2 separate regions of the Mus musculus genome follow, and region 1 is linked to region 2. The links are chromatin loops, found by intact Hi-C in ENCODE. Cell type or tissue: left cerebral cortex. All regions are shown on one strand.

Region 1 (2,500 bases), 430 kb after region 2:
AAAAAAAAACCTCATGCATCTTTTCCTACTCTCAGCACACAGCCATCATGATGGGGGGTGGGAACCTCAGTATGCGACAGAAGTAGGTTAAGTGTATTTTGTTTACTGAAGACAGGCTACCATAAAAAAGAGAAAATATTACTACTTCTTTACAGGTACCATATGTAATTCATTCTGATATAGGAATATTTATCCACTAGCAGTAATAACAAACTACAATTTTTGTCATGAAAAAAATAAATTGTATTTGCAAAAAGCAAACACATTACAGACTGTGTAAAAACGCAACATTCCCATTTTCTAGTCAGAGTTCCAATTTATTGAAGTAACAGAGCAGAAAATGCACTGACAGCTGTTACATTTTATTGCGAATTAGTATATAGGTTTTATATCCAGTGAGCAAACGCATGATACATTGTATTCCAGTAATTGCCAGTGGCTTTCAAAATGGAAACAGGATGATCTCAGTGCAATTATGCTCAGGAGAGCACACAGAACAGTCCCCAGCTCCACACTGCAATACTTTAACAATACTAACATTAAGTATATTTATTTCCTTTTAGTTTCCCCAAAATTAAAGATCAAAGAGGTCAAGCTGGATTCAAAAGCATCAGAGGTATTTTTCAACTGCTATATGTGACCCCCCTCATCCCACAGTACAATTTTTTTGATTTAAGTCCATGTAGTAGGATATTGTAGTTCAGGATTCCAGGAAGGTCAAACACCTCCTCCCTCCTCCCATCTCCTCTCTCTGGGTATATTGTATCATTATTTTACTTCTGGGATGTTTCCTCTGTTTCTCTCTTGGCCCCAGAATGTAAGGGGTTAAGAGACGTGAACAGGGTTAAGTTTTGGCATGCTTTAGGAAATGAGCTGTATGCCCCTGGACTCCTCTTTACTCAAAACAGACAGATCGTTTTAGACTCCTTTCCTGTTCTCCCCCAGTAGCTGTTCTTTCTCGCACATGACCATTAGCTACAGTCCTGGGGAAAGAGCCATTTGTTTTCATAAGTGTTAACTCGGATTTCATGGCTCGCCTTACTAATTCTTAGGACTACAGAATTACAGGTACATGCGCTGCAACCTTCTAACCACTCTTCCAGTCAGTTCTCATTTATATGAAGCAAAATTTTGCATATCCTAAGAAGTCTATTTTCCCCTGTTTTTGCAAACCTTTATAACCCACTTCAATTGCTTGGCACCTCCTCCTCTGACGCCTTCCCCACCATCCATCTCTGCTGGAGCCTTCAATAAATCCGGCTGTCTCCTCCCCTCTAGTGGTTGCCAGCCAGCCTTGCAACAGAGAAGCTGGGACTGCAGAGCTCATACATAGAGGGACACTTGTGCTCTTTTTTTTTTTTTTTTTTTTTTTTTTTTTTTTTTTGATTGAGAGAAAAGTGGGGTGGGGTGTGGGGTGGGGATAAACCCAGCAGTCTATCACCGCAGAAATAAAATTTAGCAAGCATTTAAAAGGATATTCTAGCAATGTCTACGGCTTCATCAACACCAACCTGCTGACATAGATTCGCGATCCCAGTCTGTTATTAGTGATTGAATTAATATCGTGTCACAACTTGTATCTGGTTTAATAAAAGAAACCCACGAATACAAGAAAATTGTGAAAAGCACTTAATAGGACTTTCCCCAGCCAAGGCTGGAAGGGAAATTCCATGCAGCTAGAACAACAAAGATCAAGGGCCATGCTCCTTACACCTGGCAAGGTTGTCCCAGGGCAGCTCAGGAGTCCCTTCATAGAACTCAAAGCGTGAATGCAGCATGGCCCCTGTAGAAGCCGTCATCAAAAGCAACAATAGCTACAACAGAAAACTAATGATGTTTGTCACCCTCGTGTCAGAACTGGTGGTGTAACAATAAAGAAGCCGGTGGTGCCCTTTGCCACTACAGTAGCCACTTTAAAAAATAAAATAAAACAAAAGTGATAGCTCAGCTTTCCTCGCCTCTCTCAGCTGGTTTTAACCACATAGAAATGCGCAAAGTTATCCACAAGGAAGCGACTCTGCTTAATCTTAATAAGAGATCCAAAATACTGGCCCTTCTTGCTTGCCTGCTAAAGTATTGATATCATGGATTTGTGAGTTTTAGTATTTCTAAATAAAGTATCAATTTTTTTCTCTCTACAGACACAATATACAGATAAAGTTTATTATCCCAGGTAGATTTTCTTTCACTTAATTGAAAATGAAATATTAATATATAGTTCTGCTCAAATTTAATCATGCTAAATTTAGTGAGGTTTCCTCACATGGTGTGAAAAATGACTAATGTAGAGTATATCCTAACTACAACTACTAGGGTCTAGTGACCAACATTCCCTACTGAATTCTTTGGTAAAAATAGGATCCAAAGACACACACGGCCTATTCTTAACAATTGTTAAGTGCGTTCCCCTAATACATGCCCCCCCCCCCCACAGAACAAAACAAAAAAATACCTGTTTTTGTTTAGTGTAATGACTAAGGAAATAAACTTTTCGGGGAGA
Region 2 (2,500 bases):
ATGGATGGAAGTGCCATGGGTGGATGGATGGATAGATACCCAGAGACAGGGACTGGCTTAGCTCTGCTCCCAGCACCCATCTCAGGCTTTAGGATCACAGTAGCTCAGCGTGGTTAAGTATGGAGGAGCAGTCCTGACTGCTAATGTTCCTGTCAGCCCCATTCTGAAGAACAAAGGAAATTTGGGCTACTTTTTTTAATTCTACGCTCTCAGCTCATCAACACTTGGTTCACATTAAAATGTAAGAACATTACACTCAACACTCTGCTAATAATCAGAAAGTACTGCTTTGAAGTCTCCCTGTTTCTCAGCTACTACCCATGACAGATGTTTGCCAGAGAAAAACTCAGGGGGCATTTTCTCGAGAGCATTTTGGCTGAGAGCGGTAACCATTGCACTGTTTATAGTTCAGCAATCTCCCGAGCTAGCGGTGGCTTCTTCTTTAGCTCACTCACATCCTACTCCTTGCCAGCTCCCCACTGCCACAGACCCGACCTCTGAAGACATGCATTTATTTCACCTCAGTCTTTCCGTAGCATCAATTAATAAAAACTGACGACGTTTTCCACAAACGCACATGTCCTGATAAATGAGGGTCCTGACTTAATTGCTCTGTAAATTAAGAGCTCACCATAGTGACAATGGAGACGAGTTTTAATATTTAAAAACTCATTAAATTTGTGTACTTTGTGAATAATTAAAGTCACAAGACCACTTTAAGGAGCTAATTTAAGTTTCATTCTGAAATGTATATCATAGATGAGGACAATTCATCTACAGGGAAAAAGTTGGCTAATTTCTCAAATTACTAAGTTTTAAGACTTTTTTGTTCCAATTAGTAATGAGCTCAGACCTCTCTCTCTCTTCTCCCTTCCTCTCTCTCTCTCCTCTCTTCTCTTTCTCCTCTCTCCCTTTCTCCTTCTCCTTTGCAATGACAAGGACCAAGGAGGTCTGTGGTTTTAAGGGTCAGTTATCTATTTATCCAAAGGGAGAGATCTGAAGGCAGAGGCCTGAGGAGGCCTGAGGCTGGCTTTACCCAGTTACTTTTATCTTTTATATAAAGCAATTTTGTTAGCTTTTATCTGAGTGGTCTTATTGGAAATATGTTCTAATTTTTAGCTCTAATTTCTCTAAGGAAGAAAGATTCTGGTATTTTTGTTTATGACTCACAGCTGTGTACAGATCTAAACATATAAGCCTTCATGATGATGCCTGAGTTTCAGAACCTCTATATAAACCACAAATCACCATGATTAGACCAGGAGACCCTCCCCAAAGAACCCGCATGGAAACTCAGAGGAACCACCAAGTGCTCGGTGTGGCTCTCTTTTTTAGATCTGAAGTCTGACTTTTAAAGTGATGATTGCTCTAAGAATAATCTCTGGTTTCCAAGCCTCGTGTTCACAGCTGGGAAGGAATCTAGTCCAGAGTCAAGGGGTTCCTCCATCATCGGTGTCCTCTTCACACGGCTTGCTTCGACATCCACCTGTGGATGCTGGTGTTGCTATCAGCATCTGGTAGATGATTAAGCTGTTTGATGCTCACGGTGGAACAGACCACTCTCAGAGATCACTGGGCATTTTAAAGTGTGAGCTCTATAAAAGGCAAACATAAGAAATCTAGTCTGGTATTTGTTCCAAAAAGTATACACTGGTTTTAGAAAGAATATTTGTTCTTGGAACTTCTGGGAGAGAGGAGAGAGAGAGAGAGAGAGAGAGAGAGAGAGAGAGAGAGAGAGAGAGAGAGACTTGTGTAGAGATAGGAGAGGGAAAGATTGCATTGGTCTTAACTATAGGGAATAACATTTAGGGAAAAGAGGTGTCTACAGAAAAGACTAGAATATTCAAGATATTCAAACATCATCTTTCTTGAAGACTGAAGGAAGTAAGGTGGGTTGTCTAGAACTGGAAATGGAAGTGGGCTCTTGAGTAGCTCTTTAAAAGAACACAATCCCAGCTCTTGTCTAAAAGAAGGAGAGGATGTGGTGATGGTGAAAAAAATCTGTGTTCTTCTGTTCTCATAAAGGAAATTGTACAGTTGCAAAGAAAAGAAGTTAAAAATGCTCATAAAAGACTAAAATTCATTTCTTATCTCCAGAAATCAACTTTCATCACAAAGAATTCAAGAGGTAGACTTCTCTCTCTCTCTCTCTCTCTCTCTCTCTCTCTCTCTCATGCGAGTATGTGTGTATGTGTGTGTATGTGTGTGTGTGTGTGTATGTGTGTATGTGTGTGTGTATATGTGTGTGTATGTGTGTGTGTATGTGTGTGTGTATGTGTGTGTGTGTGTGTGTGTGTGTGTGTGTGTGTGTGTGTGCTGTCAGTTCATTATCTCCACTCTGATGTAAGGCCTTCTATCTTAGACCAGGGCAATTCTTCCAGAGTTCTCGACTATAAGAAAACTATGATATTAAAATGCTCCCACAATGAATCCCATGGGATGGGGGAAGCTATGCTGCAAATGGGATTTTGAGCTGTGTGAATTGCCAATCCCTGATGAT

Evidence for each region. A loop is a pair of places that touch in the nucleus more often than their neighbours do. Peaks named below come from ENCODE experiments on the same cell type or tissue, not always from the same donor. Only the 100,000 strongest peaks of a DNase experiment are listed, where the experiment ranks them.
Region 1: it touches region 2 in a loop (5-fold over the local background); 8 of 42 quality-filtered maps call a loop at or near these places.

Annotation. Positions count from the first base shown.
Region 1 is chr1:41,809,282-41,811,781 of GRCm38, reverse strand. All of the region lies in intron 1 of Gm29260 (a long non-coding RNA gene), which reads right to left. Among named protein-coding and RNA genes, the nearest start is that of Gm29260, 68 kb to the right of the region's middle. In left cerebral cortex, a CTCF peak has its summit at 1,265; DNase peaks (open chromatin) are centred at 474, 1,251, 1,730 and 1,820; H3K4me3 peaks cover 913 bases; H3K27ac peaks cover 1,156 bases.
Region 2 is chr1:42,239,286-42,241,785 of GRCm38, reverse strand. No RefSeq gene overlaps it. Among named protein-coding and RNA genes, the nearest start is that of Gm28175, 17 kb to the left of the region's middle. In left cerebral cortex, no CTCF peak of the experiment used is centred here; DNase peaks (open chromatin) are centred at 398 and 1,429.